Regions from separate parts of the Homo sapiens genome. Here region 1 is linked to region 2. A link is a contact called in ENCODE Hi-C or POLR2A ChIA-PET data. All regions are on one chromosome and are shown on one strand. Each heading gives the region's core, a stretch centred on a gene start or an enhancer-like site at or near the end of the contact. The rest is flanking DNA. Distances are from core to core; before and after follow the strand shown. Region 1 overlaps WWC3 (WWC family member 3). Region 2 holds the start of TBL1X (transducin beta like 1 X-linked).

The links. Hi-C counts contacts between places; a loop is a spot of excess contacts on that map. ChIA-PET counts read pairs that join two places held with the same protein, here RNA polymerase II (POLR2A). Pooled maps may share reads with other maps.
Region 1: a loop to region 2 is called in a map of OCI-LY7, with 8 times the contacts of the local background. The contact joins the enhancer-like site here to the promoter of TBL1X in region 2. A Hi-C loop is called at or near these places in 3 of 168 maps with a recorded cell type or tissue (B cell, HCT116 and OCI-LY7), 8 of 37 single-sample maps with no recorded cell type and 17 of 50 pooled maps. POLR2A ChIA-PET finds 5 or more read pairs at or near these places in 1 of 52 experiments (H1).

Annotation. Positions count from the first base shown.
Region 1 is chrX:10,119,520-10,123,817 of GRCh38, forward strand. WWC3 (WWC family member 3) reads left to right here. Exons shown (of 24, transcript NM_015691.5): 13 at 3,100-3,220. Among named protein-coding and RNA genes, the nearest start is that of CLCN4, 35 kb to the right of the region's middle. RefSeq lists an enhancer at 1-204. Within about 2 kb of position 1,517, at least 4 of the 41 ENCODE cell types and tissues checked have a DNase peak (open chromatin) inside an H3K27ac peak, as active enhancers do; they include OCI-LY7, where a contact is called at or near this core.
Region 2 is chrX:9,463,153-9,467,276 of GRCh38, forward strand. TBL1X (transducin beta like 1 X-linked) reads left to right here and starts at 1,906. Exons shown (of 18, transcript NM_005647.4): 1 at 1,906-2,295. RefSeq lists enhancers at 1-131, 506-1,334, 1,162-1,361 and silencers at 1,592-2,171, 2,292-2,431, 2,732-2,881.

The sequences.
Region 1 (4,298 bases), core at 267-2,766, 660 kb after region 2:
GAAGTATTTGCTTACGTGTGTAGACACTGCCATCTCGTGGTGGAGCCATATGTCATTCGTGATTATTTCTTGTATTACACTGCCATCTTGTGGCGGATTCGTATATGACATTGGTGATGAATTCTTGTATGGCACTGCCATCTGGTGGCGGATTCTTATATGACACCGCCAATAAATTCCTGAGTGACACTGCCATCTGGTGGTAGATTCTTATATGACATCGGTGGTGGATTCTTGCGTGACACTGCCGCCTAGCGGTAGCTTTTTATGATACTGCCATCTGGTGATGGTTTTATATGTTACATATATTACATTGTTTCAAGGACACATATGTATTATGTTGTTCTAAGGACACGTTTATTTGTATCCTTAGAAACTTGAAATAGTTGACCCTGCTGGGTGTCCCCAGAGGGCCGGGTTGGGTAGCCAGCTTCAGGCATGGACACAGGGGGGGCTCCTCGCCTCCCCTGCCCCATCATGTATCAGCTGTGCTGGGAACACTGCAGTCTAAGTTTGGCCCCCAGCAAGTCTTAGTAAGACAAAATTTTTGTAAGATAAAAATCAAAGTTGTCCAAACTTGCAAACCAGCCTCTGAATGATTTTTTCCTTGTGTTTTCAATCAATCGGAGGAAACAGAAGGCAGGTCAGAGGAGTGGGGCAATACACTGTGATTTTTCATACTATTTACGTTTTTGTTACAGTTTTGTCTTCCCTGGATTTTAAAAGTCAAATGTGTTATGATTATGAAATACTTAGCTATTTTCATCTACCCATTAGTATTTGCTAATCAAAACCTGTAAAAATCTTGACTTTGCTCATATTGATGTTTTTATGATATTGATATTCTGTTTAATGTTGTTGGCTTAAATTCTGCAGTGTTTTCACTTTGTGCTTTTTTTTTTTTTTATCTCCTCATGCGGCTCGACAGAAGTGCTCACTGTAAGTGGCCTTGGGAGTCCCCTTGCTCAGCGTTGTTGCTCAGGCCCCAGGCATACGTTTGTGCTGTGGATGGATGTGTTCAGGATGGCTGGGGTGTGGCCAACGACGGTTATCTTATAGCTGTGCTTCAACACAAGTTGGCAATTGGCCTTATTGTTATCTCATTGTTAATATTCAAGCTGTTTAAGAACTTTCCTAGAAGCTTTCACTGTTCATTCCCTGTATGTGTTTGTTTCTGGAATGTAATGGCGTTCGTTGCTGTCATATGCCACCTGGCAGCTCTGCTATGCTGTGGTTTTGACTGTATTTTCTTCCTTTTTACCAAGCACTGTTCACATCCTTGGCTCTTAGTGTCTGTCTGTCTTGAATGATGAAAAGGGAGTAAAGAGATTTTCACATGAACATGGGGAAGATTTGACCCTTGTCTCCCTGGCACTGCTCCTGAGGGTCCACCTCTGTGCCTTGAAGCCCCAGGGCAGGTGTCCGGGGTGTGGAGCGTGGAGTCTGTGCTTTTTCTCAGCCGGGGCAGTTGCCGACAGGACTTCCTCCTGGCAGTTCCTACTTCCACCCACCCTGTGGGTCCAGTGACTCAGCCTGGGCTTCGAGGATTAGCTCCTTCATTTCTTTCCTCTCTGTATTGACTTCTATGGCAATGATGAGAGAGAAACGTGGCCAGACTTGCGCCTTGGGCTGGGTTGGTTGCAGGTGCTTAGGCTCATTACCTGGTGCTGTTTCCCTGCAGGCATCTACAGCTGAGTCTGGGGACCACGCGTGTCAAGGCTGGGAATGCAAATGGTAGTGGTGGTTTCCTTTGCTGGGGGTTGATGCAGTGGTTGGGGGGGCTTCCATTTGCAGTTGAGGGCCAGGTGTTTGGGTCCTTCCATGTGGCAGGGATAAAGAGGAGAGCTGGCATCTGGAGTCATGATCTGTCTGAGAGGCAGTGCCTCCGGCCACCGTAGGATGGAGGCCAGCTTCCAGCCCTGGCTGATGGGGGAGAAGCAGCGAATTCTCCAGATGTGGTATGGCAGACCTTTGGAAGATTCACTCGGCCTCCACTTAACCTTGTGAGACCAAAGGCCACAGCCCCATGTGTTCTGCGTGCTGTTGAACATGTTTGTATTTCATTGGCGTGGATGATAATTTGGTTGAAAGGAGAGATGGTCACCAGTGGACTCAGTTTAGGAAGGCACAAAGGTCAACCCTTTCCGTTTCTAGAACTTAGCCAAAGAAAAGTGCGGAGATGGAAGCGGGAGCTGGCTTTGAGTGACGGTGGAGTGCCCAGCTGGGGCTTCCAATTTGATTCCGTGTTCCAGCCGAGTGTGCCCCTCCACAAAACAGACTCCTGGGCTCACAGTTGCATTTAGCGCGGGAAGATGATATACATGTTTGTATTGGTTTTGTTAAAAGGAACTTATTGCTATGAGGAAATGGGTAGAAACGGCTGATGAAATGTTAAAAGGAAACATTTCAATGGCTATTTTTGGCTCTTGAATAAAATAGATGTGAAAGATAAAAATAAGCATAGCAGGAATAGCAGCGTGCTAACCCAGAAGGGCGGCTGGAAGGCTCCTGCCTGCGGTCACTGAGACAGCCACGCTTGAGCCCCAGCTTCCTCCCCCGGGGCCGCAGGCCTCCCAGGTGGTGTTTTCAGAGAATGAGTGTGGGTTCAACTGTGTCCTCTGCTTTGAAGGTTGCTAATTTTTCTAGGGTTTATTTGGATAATTAAAATGTTTTTTTCCTGAGTATAAAAGCAGTATTTGTTGTATAAAACATGGGAAATACCCGACAGCATAAAGAAGGCAGTGAAAACCATGACCTCTTGGCGAGCGCCGCTGCTGTTCCCATCGGGCTAATGCTGCTTTCCTGTCTCGTTTGTGTGCGCGGCTTTCAGAAAGTGCCATTTGAGGGGCTTCTCATCGTCATCTTATGTTCTGTGTGTTCATTAAGGGGGTGGAAATAGATTTATGAATCCAAGAGGTAGCAGAAGTTCATTTCTTCAATTTTCCCATATGAAAAACAACTAGAGCACAGCATGTCTCCGTGTGTGTGTGTCCCAGCGAGTCTCTGGAACACTCATTGACGAAGTGTGTGCTCCAGCGTCAAGGACCCCGGTCCCCGGTGCTGTTATTTCCTGACCCTGTGTGTGTCCCTTACTTACAGCAGTGACTCTTCGAGAAGACAGTGCCAAGAGGTTGGAGAGGAGGGCACGCCGCATCTCCGCATGTCTGTCGGATTATTCGCTAGCCAGCGACAGTGGGGTGTTTGAACCTCTAACCAAAAGGTCTGAAGCTAGTCTTACTATTTCCTTCTCCCTACGCAGAATCACCTGTGTTACTGGCAATCACAAAAAGATTCCGTACTGAAACTTTCATACATTGACACTTTGTTTATTTTTCCAGGGGTAGGATATTTTTCTAGCTTCTTTCACCTTTGGGTGATTGGGTTTTAGAAAGAAGTCTTTCTCCCTGGCCCTGGGGGCCTAAGGCTTGAGTCTGATGGAGCTCAAAAAGGAGAATCAATGTATGGGAGAGCCCTGCTTTTCTGGAAAGGACATTCATTCATTAGAAATGAATTTCTTCCCTCCCTCCCTTCCTTGTTTTCGTAGCTATAGGAATGGTTTCACAATGACACAGCGCCTTTTGGAATTCCATGCTTTATTTTGATCGGGCATCTTTGATGTCATTATTTCTTTGTACAATTTAAGTCTCCGGTATCTAGAAGACAGTTCACTTAAAGTTAATTTTTGAACATTTCCTCAAGTATTACATGTGGTTTTGAAAGGCGTGCAAGGTTACTTTCTTCTTTTATTTATTTATTTTTTGTTTGTTTGTTTGAGACAGGCTCTCGCTGTCGCCCAGGCTGGAGTGCAGTGGTGCAATCATAGCTCACTGCAGCCTCAAACTCCTGGGCTTAAGCAGTTCTCCCACCTCAGCCCCACAGATATCTGGGATTATAGCACACACCACCGTGCCTGGCTAATTTTTGTATTTTTAGTAGAGATGGGGTTTCATCATGTTGCCCAGGCTGGTCTTGAACTCCTGGGCTTAAGCGATCGGCCCGCCTCTGCCTCCCAAAGTGTTGGGATTATAGATCTACTCCACCATACTTGGCTAATTTTGTTTGTATTTTTAATAGAGATGGGGTTTCACCATGTTGGCCAGACTGGTCTCAAACTCCTGGCTTCAAGTGATCCACCCACCTCAGCCTCCCAAAGTGCTGGGATTACAGGCATGAGCCATCGTGCCCAGCCACAAAGTCTATTTTCCTAAAACAGGAACAACATAAGAAATAGGCTGGGCGCGGCGGCTCACGCCTGTAATCCCAGCACTTTGGGAGGCTGAGGTGGGCTGATCACCTGA
Region 2 (4,124 bases), core at 656-3,155:
CAATCAACCACAATGTGACCCTACAGGCGGAAAAAACGCAGCACTCCCACCAGCAGGCGGTGGGGGAAGGGAAGCACGTGTAGCCAGGGCAGGGTTGCATCATGAGCTCGTTCGGGTTTTCTATTGCACCCTTCGTTTTTCTATTGCATGTAATACCTCAGCATCAGTCTGCACAAGCCCAGGGAGCCCAGGAGCAACGAAGGGCAGGCTCAAGGGAAGGCCCCACCATGTCCTTCTGGGGGGCCTTGAATGGCAACTGATACATAATAAGACACAATCTATTCTGCTGATTCACAATTATGGAGACTGTGTAAGTGTGTATTTTTTTATTGATGTCCTCTAATGATGGTGTAGCAACAGTCGTTTTGCATCATTGACGTTTTACAGCAATATTTTGCAGGGTAATTTTGAGGTCCGCCGTTTTGGTGGAGGACCGGCCTCTTAAAAACTCACCTCCGGCCGGGCACGGTGGCTCACGCCTGTAATCCCAGCACTTTGGGAGGCCGAGGCCGGCGGATTGCCTGAGGTCAGGAGTTCAGACCAGTCTGGCCAATATGGTGAAACCCCGTCTCTACTAAAAATACAAAAAAAATTAGCTGGGCGTGGTGGCATGCGCCTGTAATCCCAGCTACTCGGGAGGCTGAGGCAGGGGAATTGCTTGAACCAGGGTGGTGGAGGTTGCAATGAGCCGACAGCGCGCCACTGCACTCCAGCTTGGGCGACAGAGCGAGACTCCTCAGAAAAACAAAAACAAAAACAAAAAAACAAAAACCTCACCTTAGGTCCCCCTCCCCCTACAACCAGAACAACAAATGGTCTAGAGTTCGAGGAAGAGCAAGTGAGGTTATAGTTTAGATTGCTGAGTGTACCGGGCTCTTAGCACGAAGCTCATTATATAGTAAAGGAAGGGGCAAGAATATTTGAAAAATATTCAACGAGGCTGACCCCAGAGGTGCTGGGGAGGGGGAGTGGAGATCTGTTTAACTGAATTAAGGCTGCGAGTGGTTGGGAGTAGCCTACGTGGAGGGGAGGAAGGAGCGCTGGGGACTTAGGTACACCGGGGCCAGGCCGTGTAAGCCATTGCAACATAAAGCACTTTGCAAGGGCCAGAGGGCTGATGCCTGGGGGGTTGGGGTGGGAGTGATGAGGCCCGAGTGCCCAGGTCCCCCCAACCTCCTCAGCCCCCACACCCGAGTTCCTGGCGCCTATGCCTGTGTGTCTGAGTTTGTCCCTAAGCATTTCTGGCTCTTCTTGGGAGGTGTTTTGCAAAGGTCGAGGCTCCGCCGGAACCCCCACTTTTTGAGCTGGGGTAAAGACTACTGGGGTGTCTTCTAAGACGCCGATTTTGAGGGAGATTCACCATCGGGCAGGTGGCAGGGGGTTCTGTTGGGGCAGCCGGGTGGCTTCCTTTTTGGGGTGGGGGAGGGTAACACTTTAGCAGTGATCGAGGTTCCCCTGCCCCCTAGAAACTGAGGGGGTGGCCGAGGTTCCCGTCCCCTCGAGGCAGTCGTGGAAAGGCTGGGTTTGGGATGTGATGGGGGTAGCCCTGGGGTCCTCTCAGTCCCACGGAGGCCACGGGGAAGGGACCGGGACCAGAGCAACTAGGGAGAGGCCCGGGTTCCCCTCACCCACCCTAGGCGTGGGGGAGCGGGGCGGGCTTGGTAGGGACGCTGGTCCCCCGACCGTGGGACAGGGGCTGGGTTGGGACGCGGGTCCCCACTAGGAGCCGCGGGGGAGGGGCAGGGCCGGAGTCCCTACCCTCGTAGGGGAGGGGCTGGTTCGGGACGCGGCTCCCCCGGGGCGCAGGGGCGGGGCCGGGTGGTACGCCGGGTCCCCTCCCACGGCCGTGAGGGAGGGGCCGGCGGCGGGGGCGGACCCCTGGCGGTCCTCCTGGCTGGGGTCCGCGCGCTCGCGGCAGCTCCCCGTGGAGGTCACTGTCCGTGCCAGTCCCTCCCGCTGTCCCGCCCTCTCCCGCTGCCGCCGCCGCCGCCGCCGCGCCCGCCTCAGCGCCCCCACTCCGCGCTTGGGAGCGAGGAGCCGCCAGCGCCCCCGCCCCGCCGCCGCCGCAGCGCCCTCAGGCCGCCATTCGCCACCGAAACTTTCCAGCGCCCGCGCTCTCTCCGGGACTCGGCGGCGGCGGGGCGGGGGCGGCCCGGGGGCGGCGCGCGGCTGCTCCGGGGCGCCGGGCCCTCTTCGGCCGCCGCACGGCCGGGACTCGGAGGCTGCCGGCTGGAGGGAGGTTCGGAGCGCGGCCGGGCGCGCGGCGCCGCCACAAGTTGCGCTGCTCGCGACGAGGTGAGTGCGCAGGGCTCGGCGGGCCGGGCGCGGGGTCCGCAAACTTCTGCGGGGAGGCGGGTCCCGCGCTGACCCTCCAGGGTCCGGCCGGCGGCTCGGGGCGCCCGAACGCTCCACCCGCCCCTGGAACTCCTGTAGGTGCAGGTCGCCAACTGTCCCCGCGGCGCTCGGACTGGGGTGCGGCGCGCTCCCAGGAGCCTGAACAATACCCCGAGGTGGCCGCTCCCCGAAGTGCCGGCGCGCCTTGCGGGGAGAGACGGAGGTCGGCGGGGGGCTCCTTTGTTTTGGGGAGGGGGAAGTGGCCGGTAAGTTTAGGGAAGCGCTCGGCTTTTCCTCCGGTGCCCCTTTGTCTGCCGATTCAGGGGCTTGCTGGGCAAACCTGCGCCACCGCGGGCTCCGGGGACCGGGGTGGAGGGCGGTGGCGGGATTTCCCCGCTGTTGGGGAGAAGAGCCCCATTCATACCCGGGACGCGGGCCGGCCCTCCCGGACCCGGGTGGAAGCGCAGCCTCGCGGAGTGGGGCAAGCGGCGGGCGAGGTGGCGCGGGCCCCGTGTCTGCTCAGTTTCTGACGCGCAGAAACTGTCAAGGAAGTCGGGAGCCCCAGTCCTCCGCCCATCTCCCCGGCCTGAGCGCACGGCTGGGCTGGGGGCACCCTTGGCCCGTCGAGGGTCTGCAGAGCGCCGCCCGGGGAGAGCGCAGACCTGTTGCTGCTCCTGGGCTCTGACGGGGCGGGTGGGGTGGGTCTCGCAGATCCTGGGCCCCGGCCTTGCTATCCAGGGGGACCTTCCCTAACGATGGGACCGGTGCTCGGAGTGGAGTATGGGGAGTGCGCCTTCGGGAGTCGGCGCTGGCCGGATATGTGACAACTGTGGGTCGCTGGAGGCCCGCCTGCGCTGGGATAGGGCCTGGACTTCACGTGCGTCGCCTGTGTTCCGTCAGACCGGGGCCGGGGCTCGCTCCCTGCAAGGCCTCGTGTTCCCCCAGCCAGCTGCGTTGGACGTTCCACAAAGGTAGGGACTGACGTTTATTCTCGAGTCAGTGATGTTCTGGAGCAAAACCTAAAAAGAAACAAAAACCTACCCTCTATTGTATTTGCAACTGTTTCTGCTTTGCATTGTCATGTGTGGTTTGACCTGCCTTTTGGATGTTTTCCTCTCCTGAAACATCGCCCAGTCCCTGGTTTAACCTGGAAGGCGAGGGGGAAGGAAGGCAACCTCCCTGCTAAGGTTCCAGGCAGTGGCTTTGGTGTTGGAAGTGGCACTTGACGATTTTATGAAAAGTTTACAAGTCCTTCCTAGAAAAGATGTAATTAGGAAAAATAAAATACAGAAGAACGTTGAGTATGACGCGTTTATTTTAAAGGGTAGTCCTGTCTCAAATGTGCTGCACATTTTTGTGGAAAGCCACCAAGCTGGGTAACTAATGCAAACAACAAAAGTTGTTCATCACTGGATCACCGGCCCTTAAGGCGATTCCAGCCCTTAGTAGAACACACACCTGTAGGGCAAATATGGAGATTTGTGGTGTAGTGCTGCCACCCTCGCTCCCCAACTCTCAGGCATTTTGCCCCTTTACCTCAGAGAACTTCTCTCTGTCAGTGGTTTTAAAGAGGAAACAGTTTGCAAAAATAACTTTATTGTAGACATACTTAGAAGTGAATGTTTCAATTTCTGGAGTTTTCCCATCAATTATATCAGTACCACTGGTTCTGTACAACATCATCTTAGTTAGAAGATTTTTTTTCACCTTTTAAGGTGACGAACAGAGGCGGGAAAATGGTCCCTGCAGAGGGAGGCCATCTCCAGCAGGTCCCGAGGGTCAGGAATTCA